Linked DNA regions of Homo sapiens: all the other regions are linked to region 1. A link is a loop called in an ENCODE intact Hi-C map of the cell type or tissue named here. Cell type or tissue: A673. All regions are shown on one strand. Links, peaks and the distances in the headings refer to the core of each region. The heading gives the core; the rest is flanking DNA.

Region 1 (8,426 bases), core at 1,711-6,710:
ATTTTGTCTTTTTAATGATCAGTTTAGATTGTTCCATGCTCAATTTAACCGTAATAAACCAATCCATCAAATCCTACCTACTCAGTCGCTATGCTCAGACAGGTGATTTAAGTAAAATCAAGTAGTATCTCAGGAGCAGTTACCTTCCAATATTTGAATAACATGGCAGCAGGTCTAGTTCCTAGCCTAGTCACCTACATGGTGACATTTAAAACACATTCAAAAATGTTTCTCCCTGCTAATGTGAGACTGGAATTTTGCTATTTTTCTCAAATATCTTCATTTGTACACCCAATATTGTTGATCTGACATTAACCAACCTAAACTTCACGATTCCTTTCATGTTACATTTTGTTTGATATTTTAAGTCAAACTTGCCTACAACTTCTACCTCCCTCCATGGAGGGTGGTAAATAAAAAATAGATACATGACAATACAGAAATTAATGTATGACAGCTGCAACTCTCCGGGGGGCCACACAGACTGATGGGAGCGACAGATATTTACCAATTAAAATTAAATACAGCAAGTGTTAGGGATGCACATTCTAACAGAAGTGTGTACAAAGTACTCTGAGGAGGAAAAAGGCAAAATGGAGTACAAATTCATCTATCAAGTCTTCCAGGGAACCACAAGAAATGCAACAACAGTGTATGATAAATACTGAGTGAACAAGTGTTAATAAAATCTATGGGAAGCCATTGATTTGGACTGTGCTTCTGTACTACACCCTAACAGACCAACCCAAAATGGAGTCACTCAGGTTAAGGTCCCATGTCACCAAACCAAAACCAAGCTGTTTACTTGTAAGATGTGACCTTCTAAGAAATCAGGGGAGAGGTGAAAGTCAGATTTCCATGTAGGCTGGTTTCATGGAAAAAAAAAAAAGCCAGGAGACTCACAGCAACCAATCTGAAGGGGTCCAGTCAGCCTGAGCTGCTATGGTAAGGGCTTCCTGTGCTGTAACCCATGCAAGGAAAGTAACGTGAAGTAACCTGATACTGACCAGTCCACTTTGTGCACTAGGCTGTTCCCTTGTTCCTGCTCCAGCTGCCTTACACAAACTGACTTTTCTATCAGATGCAGAGGAGCTCCTGTGTACTTTATAGACTGGATGCTGCTCAGTTCATGAATCACTAATAAAAGCTAATTAGATCTTTAAAAACTCAATTTGTTGAAATTTTGTTCTTTGACAGGAGTAAGACCTGCGAGTAAAAGATGAGCAGGAAGCAGTCTTTCAAATAATTGTCTAAGGTCACTCTTCTTGAGCACATCCAAGAAAGGTCCTAAATCTACATCTGGTTATTTTCCTGTATTAGCTTCCCATTTCCTTGTAATTTCAATTTACTAAATGATTCATAATTTATTTTCCTGAGGAAAATAGAATGTGGAAAATGGCCACCTACAGGATGTCAAAAACGCCTAAACTACTAATGAGGTTTCTTTACAATAAGAGTTTTTTAAAAAAATTATATTATCACCAGCATATCTGCAGGAGTTCAAATGTAATACAAATCCAAGATTAAAATATTTAAAATCTTATAAGCAAATAATAAACTCATGGTATTTTACTCTATTCTCAGTTATCAAAAGAAAAATTTATAAAGAGGGTCCTTAACTTACAATGGTTTGACTTATGGTTCTTTGTTTTTTTTTTGACTTTTTGACAATGTGGAAGCTATATGCATTCAGTATCCTCCTTGGTTACAATGAGGTTGCTGAAATGTACTTTTGATTTATGCTATTTTCAACTTATAATGTGTTTATCTGCATGTAATCCTATTGCAAATCCAAGAGCATCTATGATCAATATATATTTCTAACTATAGAAATATATTGACAAAATATTTTTAATATATTGCTCATGTATACAACCTTCAGTTGATAATGATAAGAACATAGCTTAAAAACTCAAGAACTCAAATCCAACATTTTAGCCTTAAATATTATATTTAGATTAAATATTTTCATGTGTAGCAAATAAAGCACTATAAATAACTTCTTCCTTGTTTTGAAATAACAACTTTAATTCTCCTTCAGGAAATATAAAACAAAGCAATAAAAATGATTATAAAATAAATGATGAAGATCACTTAAAGGATAATGGCAAGATCAACTGCAATTTAGGCCATGTTTCAAGGTTCTGAAAAGCTTGATATTTACAAATATTTATCAATCTTTAGTGTCAAATAATGTTGAATAGGTATTGATTATTTACAAGTAATCTATATCCTAATATTAGCTTTGAATTTTGTTTGAATAATATATCTGTGAAATGAAGAATCAATATTTCATTTGTTTAATTTTAAAAAGCAGTTTGAAAGATAAGGATTCTTCTCTAATCCTAAGCATAGGGCCATAGTTTTAGCTATGGACAACAGGATGAAAATGGAGGAAGCAATATCTGTGAGAAACAAATGAGTTTTCCAGTCTAAAATTTTGGAGTGTAAATTCAAAACGGAAAACAATTTAACGTCATACATAATTGTCCTGAGTTTCCTAACTTTTGGAGTATCAGGAATGCCTCACTCCTATTCCAGAAGCTACCACTCCATTGAAGTCCTAAGAACTCTCTCTCACTTACCTGCCTATGATTTCTTTTCTTTAGCAGAGAATTCCCTAAAATAGTGGAAAAAGGTTTCTGAAAAGTAAGTACCCTGTCATGTGTTAGTTTTGATAATGTTTACTGTGGTTATTGAGACACACACAACTGAATAACAAAAGAGCCGTTCTAAAAGTCATCGCTTATGCTTTGACTTGGCATTCAGTGCATCCAAAACCATTCAACAAAAATATTTGTATAGCCTCATCCTCCTCTGCAGATCCATACCTGCCTACTGAACTATTCAGGTAGGGGCCATGTATAATTTGTACTTCCCAACCTCTTTGTTCCTGCTATTCTCATAGTTTGCAATGTCTTTCGGCTTTGCCCTTTCTTTCCTTCCTGACTTTGTCTTTTTTTTTTTTTTTTTTTTTTTTTTTTTGAGACAGAGTCTCACTCTGTTGCCCAGGCTGGAGTGCAGTGGCACAATCTTGGCTCACTGCAACCTCCCACCTCAATGGGCTCAAGCAATCCTCCCACCTCAGCCCCCCGAGCAGCTGGGACTACAGGCATGCGCCACCATGCCCGGCTAATTTTTGTGTTTTTTGGTAGAGAAGGGGTTTCACTATGTTGGCCAGACTGGTCTCAAGCACCTGACCTCAAGTGATCCACCTGCCACGGACTCCCAAAGTGCTGGGATTACAGGAGTGAGCCACTCTGCCCAGCCATAACTGTCTTAGCTATGGAAGTTCTATTCATACGTCAAAGTCAGGCTTGAAAGATTGCTTTCTTTCTCTAGAACTTTCCTCAGCCTCTTGTTTTTCAGACCAAGTTAACTGCCCCCATATCAGTGTTTCCATAGCATTTTTCTCATTTCTTATGGCATTTGCTGTACCTATACTTTATTTTTTTCTCTTTATTCTTGTCTTTCCTACTTGATCGCTAAAACCTTGAAGGCAGGATGATTTTAATATCTACATACACCTTACTGAACACCTTTAATATAATAAGCTATGATATCTGGCAAGTTATTTAGCCTTTTTGTCTCCTTTTTATACTTAGGAATAGTAAAGATGTCTATCACAAAATATTATTATGAGAATTTATTAAATGAAACGTTGAATATAAGTACAACGCCTGGGAGAGCAAATGCTAAAAAAAAATTAGTTATTAGTTTAAAGTAATGACCATATAATGAATATAAGCTTATTTCATGCATCCTTCAAGAAATCTAGCAAAATGTTTTGCATGTAGTAGGCACTCAAATACCGAATTAAATTGATATCTGCAACTATATTCTCTAAACTCTGAAAGCCAAGAGCAAATTTCTTTCAGCAGCAAAATTATTAGGGAATTCTGAAGTTCAAAAATCCTCTTCCAGGGTTGATATACTTTCATAAATTACCTGTATGAAATGTTAAGTTTCAGTAGCATAAACCCAGTCTCTGCTTGATATTGCCTTTCGTGGATAAATAAGTGAAACTTGGGGCCAGAAATCCCAGTTGGATATAAAAGCAAGGCGTAGGTAGAAAAAACACATAGAAGTTTAATATTATAGATCTTCCATCCTCCTACCGTGCTGGTCATTTCTAACTCCAGGCAGGCAGGATTCTAGTCACTGGAAACAGGAAATCGTCACTGACTAGGCAGCAGGGAGCTGGCAGCCAACTTGCGCCCTCTAAAGGAGAGGGAGCTTCACCACACATTTGTGGGCTGCAGAGAAAACCGTCTCTTCTTTATACATCTGTGGATAATGTCACTATATTTGATTTGGCACAAACACACTGAGAAACAAGTATCTTTGGTTGAATTTAGATGTGAGTCTCAGTTTCATATCTACCTGGCAATAATAAATTCTGATATTTACCTTGTAATGGTGTAGCACGTGATTATATACATTAAACCTTAAAATTATCCATCAGAAAGAAATACTGTAAAATCTGAAGAGGCTATATGTAGGTTTTAATCTTATACGGTCTATTAAAGCAGTCAGAATTTTCAAAGCAGTCAGAATTTTCTTTTTTTGTATATATTTTCAAAGCAGTCAGAATTTTCCAACAGTCAGAATTTTCTTTTTGTACATATTAACAAAGCAGTCAGAATTTTCTTTTTTTGTATATATTTATACATTTAATCTCCTTGCCAACTCTAGCTATTTTCTTTATCTTTGTGTAAAATCAATGGAAATAATAATAGTAGCTAAACAAACTTTGGAAGACTAATACTCATTCTCACAGTGAAGGTATACCTCTTTAGGTGAATTTAAGAGAAGCAGTTTGAATAGTAGCTTTTATGAAGATGGAGAGAAGCAGAAGGCTTCCAGTATATCACAGAGAGACGCAAGAAATATTTTTAAACCTCTTCTTTAATAATTCAAACCTAGCCAAAGAAGGTTGTACTCTCTGTTTCTTTGTGGACTCAGAGGTGTTTGGGCATTGGCGTCAAATTGGTTCTTTCCCAAGAGAAGCTTATGAGTGGGGTAAAAAACAAATGGAATCAAATAGAAGGGAGAAAACTATTCTCTTGCATTTATTATAAAAATAAGTGTAACATTATATAGTATACAATACAAAATGATACAAATGAGTTTTAGCACCTGTTAAAGAAAGTTTATGGGAGGCCATTGTTTTGGACCAGCCTCCTGCCCTAGGCCCCAGCAGACCAGATCAAACTAGAATGGAGTCACATATGCTAAGTGCCACCTACTCAAATTGAATTTTGAAACTGCCCAGTTTTCCAAAAAAAACAGGAAAGTCCAGTTGAACTTTGTTAGCATAATAAGGAAGTCCTCTCTGATTTTAACCCCATAAGAGAAGTCACTTTGAAATGATTCATCTGCTTTTTATTCACCATTTCTGCCTTCTTCAGACCTTTCCTGCCTATGAAACCAATTTCCTCGGCTCAGCTCATCTGAACATTTATTTTATTTTATAAAATGATGTGTTGCCTGATTCTAGAACCTCTGAAAACCATTAGATATTTAAACTAAATTTGCTGTTATTTTGCCTTTGACACATCTTAAATGTTTAAATATCTAGAATGAAAAGTGGTAAAATATTTTTAAATGTAAGTATAATATAAGAATATAAGAATATGTTTAGTAAGATTTTCAAAAGGGGCATTGTGAATATGACAGAGTTCTTGATTTAAACTATGAAGTAGTTTTTTTTTAACAGATTGTACAAGGTAAGACATGTTTTAGAATTGTTATCTTAAAATAACATGTTGGCATCATTATTATCTAGTTTTAATGGGTAAGTTTATGAGTAATATTTTTATGCACTTCTACATTTTCAAAATTTTGACTAGAGCACACTTTGACTTTATAATGAGAAAAGACTTATTAAACAAATAAGGCCAAATGCATGCAATCAATAAACAAAGATTAACAGACAAGTAGTTTCAATTCAGATCTGTGTTTTTATACGTTCTGCTTTAAATGTATAATTTATCTTCCAACTTCTTTCTATAGATCATAATTGCATTGATAGTTGCTGCTGGCATTTTAAATTTAAAGGTCCCATTTTTTTAGAATAAGAGAAACTCCAAACCTCAGCATCACAAAATATAACCATGTAACAAACGTGCACATTAACCCCCTGAATCTAAAATAAAAGTAGAAATTCAAAAACATAAGCTAATTGAATATTAACATTTATCTCTTTTTTTTTGCTTTAAGTTAAAGTTTGAAAAATAGTAAATTTGAAAGCTGACATAATTCAATTACACATGTTTTATATGGCATTCTTTTTAATAAAAGTGATTTCAGGAAAAAAAAAAAAAGAAACTAGACAAGACTCATCAGCAGTAACAGCCTGAATGCAGGAGATTCAGAGTTTTACACTGTCAAACAAGAGGGTCCATGCAAACTATCAGAGGCCAGAAGTATGTGCTCATATGCATTTAGTTTGCAGACACAGAGATATAGAGCCTCTGGAGCATCGAAAAATAAAACATATAATAAAGGTCTATGTCTACCTAATAGTTAATTGCAAAATCCTCTATAACTCTTGAAATCCCACATCACTCTTGAAAATCAGCTACCGTCTAAAGTACCAAAGTTGCAAAGAAGGCAAAGAATAAATTAGTGTCACCTGTTCCATTCCCATCTCTACATGCTCAAATCATGAATCTTCATTTCTTTTCTTTTCTTTCTTTCTTTCTTTTTTTTTTTTTTTTTTTGATAGGGTCTCACTCTGTCACCCAGGCTGGAGTTTGGTGGTGCAGCCACAGCTCTTCATGCAGCCTTGACGTCCCATGCTCAGATGATTCCCCTACCTCAGTCTTCCAAGTAGCTGAGACTACAGGTGCGTGCCACCGTGCCAGGCAATTTTTTGTTTGTTTGTTTGTTTTTTGATAGAGACAGGGTTTTGCCATGTTGGCCAGAGACAGGGTTTTGCCATGTTGGCCAGGCTGGTCTCAAACTTCTGGGCTCAAGCAATCTGCCCACTTTGACCCCCCAAAATGTTGGGATTATAGGCATGAGCCACTCTGCACCAGGTTCTTCATTTCTAAGAAGCTAAGTGGTTTCTGGCAGAAACAGAATAAAAATGGGCTACCTGGCATGGTGACTGTTCTACACTATCTCATAACTTTCTTCTTCCTTAACGCTATACATTCCACAATTCAGCTGGCTTTCTTTTGCTTATATTTTTCAGTAAACAAAGACAATTTATTACATAATTTGTTTTGAAATTTTGGTTGTGAAAAATGTTTTACATTTGAACGAAGATGTCAAATGACAAGAAAACAAGCTCTTAGCACTTGGGATTCAGCAGTGCTCTGCCCTAGTGTTCAGCGACTTTATGTACTCAGTTATTTACAGATCCAAGTATATGCTCACTTAGTATTAAAAAAATAGAGGAAGAGACAGCCAAATATAGAAGATTCTTTCGCAGCACTATGGTAATTTGACAAATTTTCCACATTAAAATGATAGTTATATTCTAATTTAAGGAGAGTGAAATTGAGACTGAAAACTGGTTCCTTATTTCAGATGCATAGGGCAACATACCTCAAGAAATATGGCTCTGCCTAGTTACACGGAGACGTGTGCTTTAGGAAACAAAGTGCTCAGCCTCGTGTTGCTATAGCTACACTTGTGTACCTGTAAGAATTCTGCAAAAATGAATCCCATTATATTGAAGAACAAAACACCAGAGACATTTCACTTGACAGAAAATTTAAATATATCTCCTTACAGAATATGCATCACTTTTAGTCACTTTGCAGGGGAGTGACCTGCTACTGTAGTAGTTCCATTCATTATATATGCATAAATTTTAAGACTATTGCTATTTGCACAGTACAAAAGAAATATTTGCATGCTGGGACATAATGAGAATCCATCACAATGAAAAGTTTCATAGTTTATGGGAAAATGTTTAGTTTTAATATGCTTGGTTCTTCAATTTGGGAATATGCCAAATTCTTTTGTAAAATCCTGTAAATTAGAAAGATCTTCCCCACTCCCTCATCAAATGCTTCTGGACCATAGGCTTCACCTCTGTTGCTTGTCATGATAAAAAAAAAAAAAGTTGATAGAATAAAAGGGAAATGGAGATTCTTCTTTTTCTACAATAGCAAGGCTTATGAAAAACTAGCATTAGTTCAAGCCAGAACCAAAAATCACAGTTCATTTATAAGCACTAATATTATTTACACTACTATCCTGCTGTTAATCATGTTATAAGGAACAGGCCTATGAGACATGCTGTTTCTACTTTTTTCCATTATCTCATTTTCAATGAATTCCTTTAAACTTTTTCTTCTGATACAGTCTAGAGGCCCCATCATGCTGTCTTTAGGATCATAATCCCTTATGTCTGAGACCTTGGCTTGAAGCCTTGACAATGTTCTTTATCAGTTGTCCAACTCTTCTAC
Region 2 (8,426 bases), core at 1,137-6,136, 190 kb before region 1:
AGGCTGTACAATAAAAGTAACCATTCAAAGCCAACCACTCTAAAACAAATGATGACACCAATTTTTGCTAATTCTTTGAATTTCTTTGTAAGGAAAACAACAGGGAATGCACAAAGAATACTTTCGGGTGATTTATTAATCCAGGTGCTTACTTTCAAAATAAGTAAAGTCAGCCAAAAAAATGTTTGGTACTACTAATATATATTGAAGCAAGAAAGCAAAAGTAAACTAATTTAAGATAAACAGTATGCATACGTTTCTGAGATCTGCAGAGAGCCCTAGATATATAACAATTTTATAATATATTTGACACATATGTTCAGGACCCTTTTCCTGACTACTTGAAATAATCAAGTGTTTGCGGTAATCACAGTTTAACTGATAATTTTAAAGTTTTAAAATAATTTAAAATACACATTTATATCAGAAGTTAAAGAGTTGCTAAAGTGGTTCTAAAATAGTGTTTATATTTACTATATTCATATTTGATGGGGTTAAAATCCACATAGAAATCTTCTTTCTAATAAAAATTCCTATGGCTTGGAGTTCAAAATCTAGTCTTAATTTTATTTTTATTTAACTTTTATTCTACTATTTCATTTTCTGGAGTTCTTTTTTTCTTCCTTCTAATTTCATTTTCTTTATTGCTTTAGTATGCCATTACTGACCAAACATTTGAAACTAGAAAAATTTCACCCAATACATATCAGGGCATTTTCATGCTAAAATGTAATATTTACCAACAAGAAAATTGTGCAGAACCTTTACATAAAGGTGAAATCTTCAGAGGCTTTAGATTGTCACTCTTATGGAATCAGACAGTGCAGATGGTTGACAAAGTTCTCATCAAACCTGGGTACAAAACACCCTATGTAGCTGCATTTTTGCAAACAGCACACGTAAGTGGAAACAAAACAGCTCTATTATTTTAATTTTTGAATTCTTACTGATTATTTAGCAACATCAATGTTATAAATAACAAAATGATATTATATTATTTGAATCAAGAAAAACTCAACTATATATCACTTTGGATTTTTGAAGTAATCATAGACTATTGTTTTAATTTCCAGAAATTGCATAAGTTCTTTAACTACTAAGATATGCTTTATATATTCTCCAGAAACAATGAGGTACAAACAGAATTCATTAAACTACTTGCATATAAAGCCTGTAATACCACGAATTTCTTTTAATAAATATGATAATCTTAAGTTAAAAATACTTGATTTAGTGTCTGTCTTCACCAAACACTTATCACTATGGCCTGAACAGGTATGACTTCTGTTCAGAATAGGATAGATTATTCTTCCTGAACTACATGATATTTTAAATTTTATTATTAACTAACGGCATATATGATATGATTCTCAATTCTATAGCTAAAGTTAAGGAATCTTGCCTCCAAATTGGAGAAGTTTATTCATTCACAGAGGCGTTATTTGTTTTCATACGTGTCAAATAGTTAGATAGGGACTATGCTCATTTTATATGATAGTTCTTAGAAGTACATCCAAATGGTTGTCTACAGATGGGATACAATTCCAGAGAATTCATTAGCTGTTCAGCACAATTCTAATATTTCTTACTCAACATACAACTTATTTATTCCATCAATATAACACATTGAATTGATTTATTCAGGAGAATTGAATTATATCTCATAACCCAGAATTTTTCAGCAACTACCCATGTAAGCTTTAAGTATGTTAGAGAAATAAATTTTACCTTAAAACATATATATCAAAACTGAACTTCTGTACTGCTCTAATTTTTTTTATTCTGTGCATGCTAAGCTAAGCATAGAGCTTTTTTTTTTTTTTTTTTTTCTTTTTCCTGAGACAGGGTCTCGCTGTAGTTGCGGAGGCTGAAGTGCAGGCTGGAGTGAAGTGGCGCAATCACGGCTCCTGCAGCCTCCACCTACCAGGCTCACAGGATCCTCCCACCTGGGCGTCCTAATCAGCTAGGCTGGGACTACAGGCACATACCACCACTCCTGCTAATTTCATTTTTTTTTTAATTTTTTTTTTGAGACAGTCTCCCTATGTTGCCCAGGCTGGTCTCGAACTCCTGGCCTCAAGCAATCCTCCTGCCTTGGCCTCCTGAGTAGCTGGGATGACAAGTACATGCCACCACACACAGCTATTACTTTTTTTTTTTTTTTTTGTCTATCCTGCCTCAGCCTCCTGAAGTGCTGGTATTACAGATGTGAGCCATCACCCACTTGGCCTTTTTTTTTTTAAGTGTGAATTAGATAATCAGGAAACAAAAACAAATTGGAAAAAAACCCTGATATTTATCAGACCGTATAATTTTCTAAAGTTGCTCTTGCTCGGAATCAACAAGTGGCAAAATCAACAAGTGGCAGAATAATCAGATGGAAGAAAGAGCCGATAGGTAGGCAGAGTTAAAAATTTTACCCCAAACACCTTTTTCTTTGTGGTCGCCTATAGCTGGTACTGCTTAGCTTTCCCAGGGAGCCTGTCTGCGCGGGGCACTGTCCTCTTCCATGGAGAGGACTAAACGCGTCTGTAGGAGAGAGAAAGCCTAGCCAGAAAAGCCTTACAGGAGGCCGGGTGCGGTGGCTCACGCCTGTAATCCCTCCAAGCCTTTGATAGGCGGAGGCAGGTGGATCACCTGAGCTCAGGGGTTGGAGACCACCCTGGACAACATGGCGAAACCCCTAAAAATAAACAAAAAACAAACAAAAAAATACACACACACAAAATAAATTAGCCGGGCGTGGCGGCAGGTGCCTGTAATCCCAGCTACTCGGGAGGCTGAGGCAGGAGAAGCACTTGAACCCGGGAGGCGGAGCTTGCAGTGAGCCGAGATCGCACCACTGCGTTCCAGCCTGGGTGACAGAGCGAGACACTGTCTCCAAAACCAACACCATCATCACCACCACCACCAACAACAAAAACACAAGAAAAGGAAAAAAAGAAAAGCCTTACGAGAGAGTCAGGCAGAATTGGGGGATTTTACCACAAAAATGATCGCTAGTGAGACTCTCTCTTCATAGAATTGATTTTGAGGTAACCTGGAGCTCCTTGTCCAATAATGGCGTCCCCTCATTAGAAAATACACTTATTCCTAGGATGTTTTCTCTGTTCAATTCATTTCTGGAGCTCCTCTTTGGGAACTGACGTCAGAGTCAATTTAGGACCCACATAAGAAAATCCGTTCTCATTAGTGTAAGGTCAAGCCTCAGACATCAAAACAGTGTAGCCTCTTGGGTCCCGTCAACTTTGACGATAAATGATGCCACACGGCTCTGAATCTCTTTGGCTCTGTTTATACTGGTTAGAAATTGAACATGTACAACCACTATTAGTGGTCAGGTAAGCAAAAATCTTTCCTTCGACTTATTTCACAATTGCTTAAGTGTCTTCAAACTGAAAATGTGACTCTTGTAACGTTTTAAACTCATGGATTTATATTTTACAATTCTATGCGTAATTTTAGCCATGCTGTAAACACCATAAACATTATTTCCAATTTTAAATAATATAAATTATTACATTATGCAAGGAACTTCCCTATAATAGTGTGATGTGAAATTAGCAATAATTATTTGCAACTCCATAATCTCACCAAATGGTGGCACATGTACCGTGTTTTCTGTAGACTGAGACTTGTGAGTTTCATTCCTAGTACGACTTGGCATTAGCTGCTTCTATAATATTTCCTTGCATTTTATAAAATCATTTGAACTCCTCTAAAGGTTTCAACATCAAATTTTATGTTTTATTTTAATCATCAATAACTATGTAGCTCTCACCTTTATTTGCATTTTGTAATAAAATTTGAATTTTCTACAAAAGGATCTGTTCAGTATTAGCAAGGACACAATGGCAGTCTTTCTGGCAGGGTAATGAACTTGAAAAATTAGCATTTTTTTCTCTATTGCAATGATTTTATGTATCTCTTAATTTATTCAACAATCGTTTATTCATGAAATATTTACTGAGTACTTGCAACGTGTCAGGCAGCATGCTAGGCATTTGCAATAAAACTGTAAACGAGACAGACACAGCCACCTACTTCATGGACCTACAGGAAAAACAGACTGGTCAAGGTGTTTCATCATGTTCAGATATATATATATATATATATATATATATATAAAAAATATATATTATATATATCTGATAATATATAACTATTATCTTTAGGGCATGCTTCATCCAGTACATGTTAAACATGGTTTAATGGAGTTGTTTTTTGTTTGTTTGTTTTTAGCTACTACATTGCATAATAAATCCCATGCTAGTTAATCCAAAATTATTAGTAAGAAAATCAGGTGAAGAAATTAGAATGCAGGTGAGATAGTGATAATGTCTGGGTTTTTTGAGGTCTTTGATCTTAAGTAAGTAACAAGCTTTCTAAGTCTATGTTTTCTCATCTGTAAAATGGGGTTAAGAACCTGTATCCCTGGGGTAAATCTTATATATGAAAATCTCATATATATATATATAAAATATATACTTAGAAAGCATTATCACATGTATGTAACATGTACTAGATGAAGCATGCCCTAAAGATAATAGTAGATTTTGGAACCCCAGATTTGGCTTTGGACAAGTTATTGAAGTTAACGATTGATTTCAGTACTCTCATTTGTATTTTACACACTGTATTTTATATTGTATTCTCTCAATATTTCATAATGTTGGATTGGTTGAAATATTGAGTGGAAATAACTACAGAGGTATAAAACACAGAGTTAGCACTTCATAAATGGTAACTAAACAATTCCATAATGTCACCACTGGTCCCTTCTTCCCCTTGCTTAGAACATTGCTTCTTCAATGCTGCAAGTCACTTTGAAGCAAACTTCCTTCATTTATGGAAGAATCATCTGACTGTCTCCTTTAGTTATGTAGATGTGAAGCAATTGGAAGCAATTAGAATCTTCTTTCTTTTTTCTTTTGGGTCTAGCCCGCCAGGAGCCCAACCGTGTAGACATGAGGTTGTGTTTGTGGTTGCACATCCTTTGCTCTCTGGAAGCTTTGCTTTTGTCTTAAAGAAGAGGCTGGAGCTAAATTTGCCTGGGCATCAGTCTTCAGGGAGGAAAGCATTCATAAACCAACTCCTATCTCTTTGAATTCAAAATGCTTAAGCCTCGTTTCTTCCATTGGTCTTGACAGAAGTGAATCGTTAGTAAAACACAGGCAGAGTTTGTGAGAGTATCCAAAAAAAAAAAAAAAGAAAAAGAAAGAAAGAAGGATCTCAGATATCCCAGACCAGTGACCAATGACCAAGGTTCAGCATCCAGACAGAAAATGTGTCTGAAGAGAACCACTTCTGGAAACATCATGTACCCCCTCTAGAGATGCCTTTGTCACTCTGGGTGTGCCCCAGGGAAGTAGACTTGAGTGTGTTTCTGTGAAAGCTGTGTCACTGGGTGCTGCAGGATTGGCAGTCCAGGCTCACTGCCTTGGTATCAGGAGACTGTTGGAGACCTCCAGAGGGAATGCTTTCAGCAAAAAGATGGAACATCAGTCCATCTTTTTTAAATGATGAAAAATAGGACTGACCCTTTGGACTGGACGTGTACTTTGGAAATTTGGGTGGACACAAGAACCTTAGGAAAGGAAAGTCAGTTTGGTGGCTTGGAGAATTGGTGGGCTAAGCATGATTGTGTCAGAAGCGTTCGAACAAGAGCAATTACATCTTGAATAGAGGCTGGGTAAAATGAGGCTGAGACCTACTGGGATGCATTCCCAGATGGTTAAGGCATTCTAAGTCACAGGATGTGATAGGAGGTTGGCACAAGATAGGTCATAAAGACCTTGCTGATAAAACAGGTTGCAGTAAAGAAGCCAGCCAAAACCCACCAAAACCAAGATGGCAATGAGAGCGACCTCTGGTTGTCCTCATTGCTGTATTCCCACCAGTGCCATGACCATCTACAAATGCCATGGTAATGTCAGGAAGTTACCCTATATGGTCTAAAAAGGGGAGGCATGAATAACTCACACCTTGTTTAGCATATCATCAAAAAATAACTATAAAAATGGGCAACCAGAAGCTCTCGGGGCTGCTCTGTCTATGGACTAGCCATTCTTTCATTCCTTTACTTTCCTGATAAACTTGCTTTCAATTTACTCTATGGACCCACCCTGAATTCTTTCTTGTGTGAGATCCAAGAACCTTCTCTTGGGTTCTGGTTTGGGACCCCTTTCCTGTAACAATTGTGTTTTAACTAAGACAAAAAGAGTTATCTAATATTACCCGTTGGCTATTGTTTAAAGTATTGGTTCTCCATCAATGCTTTTACTGTTTTATATCCATTTATACAACAACAAAACCCAGAAAGTTACATTTGTTATTAATAGGAACAATATTTTCTGATGACTTCAAATTACCAAAAATATTTTTTAAATACTTTGAATGCTTATAGGGCGTTGAAAATCCTCACCACTTAACTTAGCCTTGAGAACATCTTCTTTAGGAGACATCTGAGCAAGATCCAAGTATAGATATATTTCACAGAACATGGAGGTAAATATAGATTTGTACATTATGGATGGAAATCAGTTTTTAAAATTCAGATATACTAGGAATGTAAGTGGCATTGCCATTCATTTTTCCATATAGGACCATGTGGATTTTTTCCCTGAGAATATAACACTATCTGTTATTGTTCAAGGTGTACCATAAGTAAGAGAGCCTAAGCACAATTTTTTTAAAATCCTAAAGTATTTATTCTGCCAACACTCCTAATTATCCACACTTTATTCAAGTTATCAGCATAAAAAAAGATTGTGAAGTTTTTTACCTGGATGTATTTCTAGATCAAATGATTCACGCTTATGTCCAGAAATTTGCAGAAGCCAGTAGGCATTTTATTTTTCTCATATGAAATTGGTTCGTCGAGAAGGAAACAATGAAATATCATGCCCACCAGAGGGACTGATCCTGAAATCTGTGGAGCATTTCCAGAACATCGCAGGTTAATGTAGCTTCTTCCAAGGCCTTCTGCTTGTCTTCACAGCTCTCTGAATGCCTTTACCCACTTTCTGATCATCCTTACCCAGGCAAGCTCTCCCTCTTTCCTTTTCCTTTCTGCTCTGGTGTTTTGAGTCAGTAATAGCAGTCACTCCACCTGTACCCTGATGTTAGCAAAAGGTTCTATTGGGACCGGCACTTCTCTCCACACTTCGAGTGAATTTCAATGTTGTACATCTTCAATAGCCACTGGCTGCCTTGTCTAATACGTTCCCAAAGCCTTTTAACAATGAATCAACAAGGGGTGAAAGGAAAAGCCTGGGACCGACACAGCGGGGGCGCCCCCAAAGGAATAGCTTGTGCTGCACTCAGTGGTGGTGGTTGTGGGGAGGGGAGGGCCCTGTTGGAGAAGGGACAACACTGAGTTCACACAAGGGCTCCTGGACAAGACTTATCTCTGCCAGTGATACACGGTCCACAAGCCTGGGACAAGAATTGCTGAGTCAGAACATATCCTCATCATCTCTCTTTTTACTACCATAATAGTAATTTACCATCATCTAGTTCTTTTGTGGCATCGGCATATTCAAGGTCTCACAGCCACTATATTTCGCATGACTTCCCTCAGCTCTGTCATTTTGCTTTCTCTAAAATAAAAGTTGGTTTCAAGTTCATTATGCTAACCACTTTAGGTCTTGGGCATATCTTCTCCGTCCTTGATTTAAACTATCCTTAGAAAAGCCTCATATATCTGATTTATGTCTTTATATTACTAATAAATAAGTTAAAGAAAGCTAGAATCACTGCCGTTTTTTTGCACCCACCATTGGGCAATTTTTATGCAATTGAAATACTGCTTATTTCCACCTCACTGGCACAGCACTTCATGACTCAGGTCTAAGGAAAGTACCTAAGGTATTAAAATCCAGAAAAATTACATCAAGGGCCGCAAAAATGAAATCTTTTCTAATACAACTTGAAAATGGCAAAGAAATATAGAATTTGAAGGTAGTCTCAGTTCTGTCTCTTGACAAATTTTGGTAAGCTCACCGTTACACCACGGAGAGCATTTATCCCAAGCAGCTCTGCTGTCTCTGTCTCTAAATCATTCCATATGTCAAGAAAGGCTTATCTATACATCACAAAACCACTCTGAAATATAGCTTACTCAGGGGAAAAAAGTGCTATCTTAACGTATTATGTGATAATTAATCACACACAGTTCAGGAAGATAAAGATTCTCTTGCAAAACAAGAACAATAAAATAAAGAGGTTAAGATCCAATAATAAATTGGTACTCTGAAGGAGTTTAGAGTCTTTCTTTTTCTGATGTTTCTTAATCTAGAAGCCTAGAGGATACTTTTGTAATCACTAAAGGAATTTTATTCTTCCTACTAGAGCTGTTTCTCCCGGCAAAACAATTAGGTGATTAAAGAGGTTTACACAGAGCATCACTGTGGTCTACTAAGGAT
Region 3 (8,426 bases), core at 1,137-6,136, 120 kb before region 1:
TACTAACAGACTGCTTTGAGAATGGAATATTTTAATAATTTGGGTTTTCTAGCCAAATGAATTGCTGCTAGAGATCATTTATATTTCAAACTATGACATTGAAAATCTTCCTGACGTCTGTTATTCCCAGTCCCCGGGCCGATGTCTGTAGGCACCGGGTAAATATTTGTTGAAGGCGATGCAGGGCTGATTCCAGTCCTGAAACTGTCGCAAGGGTGTGCGGTGAGTGCCCCTCCTGGGAATGTGCTCTTCAAACTAGCACAGAAAGAAGTATGACTTTCTTCTTTCTTTTTTTTTTTTTTTTTTTTTTTTTTTTTTTTGAGACGGAGTCTCGCTCTGTCGCCCAGGCTGGAGTGCAGTGGTGCGATCTCGGCTCACTGCAAGCTCCGTCCGCCAGGTTCACGCCATTCCCCTGCCTCAGCCTCCCGAGTAGCTGGGACTACAGGCTCCCGCCACCATGGTCTCGATCTCTTGACCTCGTGATCTGCCCGCCTCGACCTCCCAAAGTACTGGGATTACAGACGTGAGCCACCGCGCCCAGCCGGCAGAAAGAAGTATGACTTTCTAATCCAAAATCAGATTTCGCCATTTAGAGAAGATTTGAGAAATTCTGTTTGTATTTAAATCATCCTCATCCCACCCTCAAGCCTCAAGAAAGATGAGAAAAGTATACTATGTGTGGGGAATGCTTTTATTCAAAAGCTTGTTCCTACCTTCCTTCAGGAGACATGTCACACTGCACATTTTGTCTTACATTATTTTGAATATATTAATTGTCTATTACGCATAATGATCATATACTACTAGCCCATAGATCCCATGAGGACAGGAGCCATGTGGATTTTATTGATTAGTGTGTACACAGCACCTGCCACATACCTGACACAGATTAGAAACTCACTATGTATCTCTCAAATGAATTAATGAATATTAAATATTGAATTAATGAATAGTGAAAACCAGGCAATAAGAATGTTTTAGCAGCTGATATTTATTAAATTAGGTTTTCCTAGGTAGCTCACGGCAGCTAAGCTAATTACAGTAAGTCTTCACTTAACATCATTGATAGGTTCTTGGAAACTGTGACTTTAAGCAAAACAACGTATAATGAGAGCAATTTTCCCATAGGCTAATTGATATGAACAAGATTTTAGCTACTAGGGCATATTTCTGGTCTCCTAAACATCAGCAAACTTCTAAATAAAGACCAAAACATTTTCATATAAACATTTAAATAAATGTGAGCTGGACATACATTTAAGAAGGATTAATCAAAACAAGTAAGATAATTATTCACCAACTTATTCCAGTCCAGGGTCCCAGGTGGCTGGAGCCACCCACTGACACCCACACTCACCCATAAACACCCTCACTCATTCACTCTCATTCACACTCACCCACACACTCACACGCACCCAAAAAACACACTCGTTCACTCTCGCTCACACTAACCCACACACTCACACGCACCCACAAACACCCTCACTCATGCACTCTCACTCTTACCCACACACTCACACTCACCCACAAACACCCTCACTCATTCTTTCTCACTCACACTCACCCACACACTCACACGCACCCACAAACACCCTCACTCATTCTCTCACTCCACTCACCCACACACACGCACCCACAAACACCCTCACTCATTCACTCTCACTCACACTCACCCACACACACGCACCCAGAAACACCCTCATTCACTCTCACACACGCACCCACACTGACCCACACTCCCCCTCATTCACCCTCACCCCTACTCCCCCTCATTCACCCTCACTCACCCACACTCACCCTCATTCACCCTCACTCACCCACACTCACCCTCGTTCACCTTCACTCACCTTCATTCACCCTCACCCACACTCACCCACCCAATCACACCCACACCGATGCTCACTCACCCACACACCCTCACTCACCCACACACCCACCCAATCACATTCACACACACCCTCACTCACCCTCACCGTCACCCACACACCCACACACCCTCACCCTCACTCACACTCACTTTCACCCTCACCCACACTCACTCACACTCACCCTTAGTCACACACCCACACATTCACACATACCCACACACCCACACTGACCCACACACACCCTTGCTCATTTACTCTGTCACACTCACCTACACACTCACCCACACTGACCCAAACTCACCCTCATTCACCCTCACTCACCCACCCAAGCACACTCAGCCACACTGATGCTCACCCTCACCCACACCCACATACACCCTCACCCACACACCCACCCACTCACATTCACCCACACCCTCACCCTCACCTACACCCACTCACCCTCACACTCACACACCCTCACACTCACCCTCACCATCACCCACTCTCACCCACACACCTGCACCCTCACTCATACACCCTCACCCACACTCACACCCACACTCACAATCACCTACACTCAGTGACCCTCACCCACACTCACCCTCACACACCCTCACTCAACCTCACTGACCCTCACACACACCCACACTCACCCAGTCACACTCACCCTCACACATTCACATTCATCTGCATTCACCCTCACCCCCACACTCACACCCTCACCTCATCTCACCCACACTCACCCTCACTCACACCCAGTCACCCTCACTCACCTACAGTCACCCACACTCACCCTCACACTCTCACACTCTCACCCCCCACTTCCTCCCACTCACCTGTATTCACCCACACCCACTCTCACATTCACAGTCACCCACTCCCACACTCACCCTCACCCACTCACCCTCACCCACAAACACCTTCACTCACCCACTCACCCACACTCCCTCCTGCTCACCCACACTCACCCACATTCACCCTCACCTGCATTCACCCAAACTCCCTCCCGGTCACCCACACTCACCCACACCCACTGTCACACTCACACTCATTCACACGCCCCCACACTCACACTGGGCCCTGAGGACGCACCAGCTCAAAGGGCTAAAGGACACCTCTTGGGGATGTGGGAGGAAACTGGAGTCCCTGGAGTAAAGCCACACAGGCCGAGGGAGAAGGGGCAGATCCTGTACACACCGGGGGCCCGATGGGTAGCAGCTGTTTTCTCTTCACCATTATAACAAAACAACCCTGTAGGGACCAATGTTATTGTCAGACCTGAAGTGTAATGAAGCGCCCCCTTTTTCTAAGTGGGTCTCACTCACAGAGATGCCATTAAAAATTATTCCTGGCCAGGCGCAGTGGCTCACGCCTGTAATCCCAGTACTTCGAGAGGCCGAGGCGGGTGAATCACCTGAAGTCAGGAGTTCGAGATCAGCTTGGCCAACACGGTGAAACGCCGTCTCTCCTAAAAATACTAAAATTAGCCGGGCGTCTGTAATCCCAGCTACTCGGGAGGCTGAGGCAGGAGAATAGCTTGAACCCGGGAGGCGGAGCTTGCAGTGAGCCAAGATCATGCCACTGCACTCCAGCCTGGGCAACAGAGTGACACTCCATCTCAAAAAAAGAAAGGAAGGGAGGAAGGAAGGAAGGAAGGAAGGAAGGAAGGAAGGAAGGAAGGAAGGAAGGAAGGAAAGAAAGAAAAAAGACTCCTAACTCCCAGCTTGTCACTCTTGGAATAGAGTGCCGTCTCTTTTACAGGGTATGAGGAAGTGGGAGGGAAGGTGAAAGGAGTCATTGCCAGAAGGGCCCAGGGTCTCCCAAGACTAACGCATCCTTCCTGGTTTCACGATGCCATTAGAGCCAGAACAACGCCTTTACTTTTTTCTTTTTTTTGGAAGGCAGTCTTGCACAGATCCAAACCAGGTGGAAAAATGCTTAAGGTTTCCCCACTTTCTCAAAAAATGTCATCACTAGTCCCAAATCAGTTAACCCTTTGCTCACATAAAATGCATTTGTACTCCTTAAATGCACCAACAAATAACGATTCCAGTTGACCCTGTTAAATCTAAGAACACATAAGAGTAGGATTAAACAGTTTGGCAGGCAGGTTCTCTGACTGCTGAACTCTTGGAAATACAATCACTCACCCTAGATCCTTTTTCCTCACATAAGGGCTATGAAGCGAGCTTTCTAACTATCCTTCAGCTGAGCACATAGCTTTCTTCAAGGAACGAACACCACTTCATCCTAATTGCTATTGTTTCTTTTCATAGCTGGCACTATCTCTGCCTTCTTGGCTCGTGGACTGTGCGAGAAGCAGATGTAAGGGGAGGGCTTTAAACTGAGAAGGGAAGACAGGTAGTAAATCTAAAATACAAAATTAATTAGGAACTAATTCAGGAAGAGAGTATAACTTGCTGACTTTATTGCCATCTTCAAAGCAGATGGGGCGGTGGTAAAATTCCCTTTCAGCAGCAAAGTGAAACAACAGTCAAATGTGAATTCCATCTTAATAATTATTTTTGCCTAAATACAGCCCTCCTTTGAAGAGACAGAGACTAGCAAAAAATAAACTTACAATTACGTGTTAGTGCAGGGAAGATGTGGTCTGGATAACACCAAGGGGATTGGCAAAGACATTCATCTCTTTGTTCAGAAATCATTATATCGACCTTGACTTACTGGCATGTAGCAGGCTCAGGCTGGCCTGCGCAGCAGCAGAGTCCCACCCTCCATCCAGCCAGGCCCCCCTGGCCAGCTCATTCTCCTTCACTGATTAAAGTAAGGAGAGCAAGTCCCTCAGTCACAGGATCCCCAAGATGAAAGGCATTTAAAAATAGTTTGGAACACACACAAAAATCTTCCTTTACCATTAATAAGGATTTCTCTTGTTTATTTTTTTCGATGACAGCTTTTTAGAAAGAGCCTATTGTTTTGGTTTGTGAGAGACAGAAACTTGTTAGTTTTTCTTCTTTTAAGTTAAAAAAGACTAACGGGAGCTATTAGCAGTTGGAGTGAAACTCATTCTTCATTGCCAAAATCATAAATGTTATATCATGTGAAAATATAAATGTCAAAGGATTTATGGTAGGGTGGCCCTTTAAACACCCCAAATCCAATACAAAGCAATCTACTATTGTAATGCATAGACAGAAAAATATCCCTTTTTCTTTTTAGTATATTACACTGGCAGAGATACTCTGAAAATAGTTCAGGATCAGAAAAACGTTCATGGCCCTTGTGTTGTTATCTTGCAAATTGGGGACTATCTATACTCACCCTGCTCTCCCTGTAGAGCCTGCACTCAAATCCCAAATGTTCTGTGAGAACTGGCGAAGACACCTCCTCCAGGGAGCCTTCCCTGATTTACTTCCCTTTAAAAGAATCATGCTATTGACTTGAATCTTTCAGCAATTGTGGACCGAACCCTTTACCAGGATATTTAATACTGACACACACTTTCAGATCTGTTTCATTCTCTTTTAAAATGTAATGCTAATAAAATAAATAGCTGCATATTGCTAATGCACGTTATCTTAGACATATACATCTAATTTCCAAAATTAGATTGACGGTTGAGGTAGCATATTTTTAAATCACAAAATAGGGTTGTATATATTTTTCCATCTGTTTGGGGGATCCTTTCCCTTTCTTAGTCCAGAATATTCCTATTCACTTTTAAGAGCCAGCCAAATAAGGCTTCTGTTTGAATAAGGGCTTCTACGTGAAGAGCACCACTGCCCCAGCCTGGCACAATCCCAGTCCTTTGTTCGTCTTTACAAGACAGCACTCTGCCGTTTGTGTCTTTCTGGTCTGTTCTCCCATTTACCTGTCAGTATCCACTGAGTTCCGCCAAAGCAGACACATGGATCATTTATTCATGTCTGAATCCCCAGGACACAGAGAATACAAATGTGTAGGCTGTGGTACTCAATCACCGGTATTATATGTTTGAGAATGAATGCTATAACATCGCAACATTTTTAAAAATATGATACAACGATAGCCTTTTAAAGTGTGTTTTAAGACATTTGGAAATTTACACATTCTACTGGGTTACTGTACATTAAAAAATAACCCTTAAATCTAGCAGAATGATAGGAAATAAATTAGCTGGCTTAGGATGCTGTGATATTTCTACATGTGATTCAAAAATTACTCTATTTGAATAAAACTTTTGACGAATGCTGCTCAAAATGTGTTCCTAGAACGGCAACATCATCATCATCCCTGGGAACTTGTTAGAATGCACCTTCTCAGGCCTTTTCAACACCCTCTGAGTCAGAAATCCTGGGGTTGGTGGGCAACAAGCTGAGTTTCAGCAAACCTTCCAGATGATTCGAATGCTCACTAAAGTTGAATAACTATTGTGATTTTATTGGGAGGCAGAGGCACAAGAATCGCTTGATACCAGGAGGCAGAGGTTGCAGTGAGCTGAGGTTGCGCCACTGCACTCCAGCCTTGGTGACGGAGTAAGACTCCATCTCCAAAAACAAAACAAAATAAACAAACAAACAAACTATTGTGATTGTATTGAAATATGAAAATCTGTAAGCAAATACTCTAATTATAATTTTGAAAATAAGATTTAAAAAGAGGAATGCTTTGGTCTTGGATGCAAATGTTTAATTATAGGATGTGCTTATCTCACTTTTTCTTTTGTCACCTTTCATAGCTCTTTATAGCTTCATTTTCCACATATGTTTGTGAGGTCTTCAAAGCCAGAGGCCTCTAAGTCACATGACCATTATTCTAGTTAGAAATAACCCTGTTGAAATTTATTTTGACTTCTAGGATTATACGCCTTCGGTCTAAGCTAAGACTGCTATACTAATTCCTCCTCCAGCTCTGTGATCTAAGGAGGAGAAAAGTGTAAGTAGGGCCAGAACATTAACTCAACGTCAAAAGCCTTTTGTGACATGAAACAATTCAGGAGACACACAGTCCGGTCATTTCAAACTGGGCCTTATCTCTCAAGCTCTTTTATTTTGTTATTTTTTATTTCCATTTAATATTTCTTTCTCCAGAAACTCTTCACTCTTTATGATATTCCTGTATTTTTTTAAATGGCAGAAACTTTGGTATTTCCAAAAAGCAAACAAATAAATGATACTGACCTTCTAATTTAACATTTTAATATTATAGAAAATGAAACCAAAGTTAATAGGTTAAATTATTTTCTTGAGATCTTCTACTTAAAGACAGAAGCAAGATTTGTTGCTCAGTGATATGCGTGTGTGCGTGTGTATGTGTGTAAATATATAATTGGGTAGGATAGGAGGACAAATACATCCAAAAAATACAGTAATTTTCTCTACATTATTATTTTTAGTTGTTTTATAGTGTACTATTTTGAATCTTACAATACCTTTCCTGATGAAAATGCAAATAAATAAATAAATAGATGGAAATAAACTCTTGTGTCATCTCTTCTTTCTAATAATCCTACACTGTAATAAAATTTTGCCTTTAGAAATTTTTGCTCATAAACAAAATATAAAGAGTGTTTGTTAAACACAAAGTCCCAGGTGAGTCACAAATTTAGGACAGAAAAGTTGAAACATTAAAATACAAACTGAATAGGCAGTTTTAACAGCATGCATAATTTCTTAGACTTATTTTGAATCATATTCCATTAACATCTTTGTTTTATTTATTTAGGACTCTTAGCTGAAGCTTTGTTCAGGGTGTTTTGGTTCATGACATCCTAATAAGTCCTTTCATTTCTGAATTTTTTCTTTCCTCCCTCTCTTCCTGAGATGTATGTAATACTTCCTCTACATTGGATTGCTAAATTCTGTTTCTGTTGAGATATCTGCCAAGCTTACTGACTCATAGTCCAAATGCCTTTACACAGAATCTGTCGGGGAGAAATAATCCTAGAGAACCTGCTACTGGAGCCTCATTTTAGAGATAAAGAAAGAGAAACCAAGATGTTAGCTGGAATTAGCAGAATAAAAGCAGACTTCAATCCAGAACTTTTTCCACTACATGAAAAAATTAACTCCCGTACATGAAAAATGTGTAAGTCATATAAACAATAATGTTTTACTGATGGACAGTTTTTAGTATACAGGTTAAAAATCTAGACTTTAATTTCAGTCAGCCTTGGTGAGAATCCGCATTCCGTAATTTACTTGTAAGTTTTAGCAAGTTTTGTACCTTCACTAAGCCTCAGTGTTCTCATCCTTTAAGTGAGGACAACAATAGTTCTTAGCTCAGAGCTTCTATGAGGGTGGGATGAAGTGATATTTAAGTCACTTAGTTTAGTGCTTCACACTGAAAAGCACTCAACTGATTTCTCTAGTATAAGTACATTTTAAATGTTTACTCTATTGTAAATTGAACTCTTTGCTGTTAAAAATCATTATTAATATTTAAAAAGCCAACCTTTCTATCTGAATTATCTAGAGAACGATCAATGTAATATTGTTTTCTATATCCCTTTACTGATAAAAATCACAGTTTCATTTTCCACCCAAAGGTACCTTTCAATGTTCTTTGGTTGGCTCAAGTGATACGGACTTAAGCAGACTTCTGCAAGAAACAAATTTCTAATAGGAATGTTTTAAC

Evidence for each region. Peaks named below come from ENCODE experiments on the same cell type or tissue, not always from the same donor. Only the 100,000 strongest peaks of a DNase experiment are listed, where the experiment ranks them.
Region 2: it touches region 1 in a loop (4-fold over the local background); 2 of 110 quality-filtered maps call a loop at or near these places.
Region 3: it touches region 1 in a loop (6-fold over the local background); 3 of 110 quality-filtered maps call a loop at or near these places.

Annotation. Positions count from the first base shown.
Region 1 is chr4:180,445,367-180,453,792 of GRCh38, reverse strand. All of the region lies in intron 2 of LOC105377567 (a long non-coding RNA gene), which reads right to left. Among named protein-coding and RNA genes, the nearest start is that of LINC00290, 710 kb to the left of the region's middle. In A673, for the core only: a CTCF peak has its summit at 4,229; a DNase peak (open chromatin) is centred at 4,192; H3K4me3 peaks cover 853 bases; H3K27ac peaks cover 429 bases.
Region 2 is chr4:180,636,881-180,645,306 of GRCh38, reverse strand. No RefSeq gene overlaps it. Among named protein-coding and RNA genes, the nearest start is that of LINC00290, 520 kb to the left of the region's middle. RefSeq lists an enhancer at 4,508-5,194. In A673, for the core only: a CTCF peak has its summit at 3,595; no DNase peak of the experiment used is centred there.
Region 3 is chr4:180,560,353-180,568,778 of GRCh38, reverse strand. No RefSeq gene overlaps it. Among named protein-coding and RNA genes, the nearest start is that of LINC00290, 590 kb to the left of the region's middle. In A673, for the core only: no CTCF peak of the experiment used is centred there; DNase peaks (open chromatin) are centred at 3,148, 3,308, 3,658 and 4,488; H3K4me3 peaks cover 2,281 bases; H3K27ac peaks cover 4,788 bases.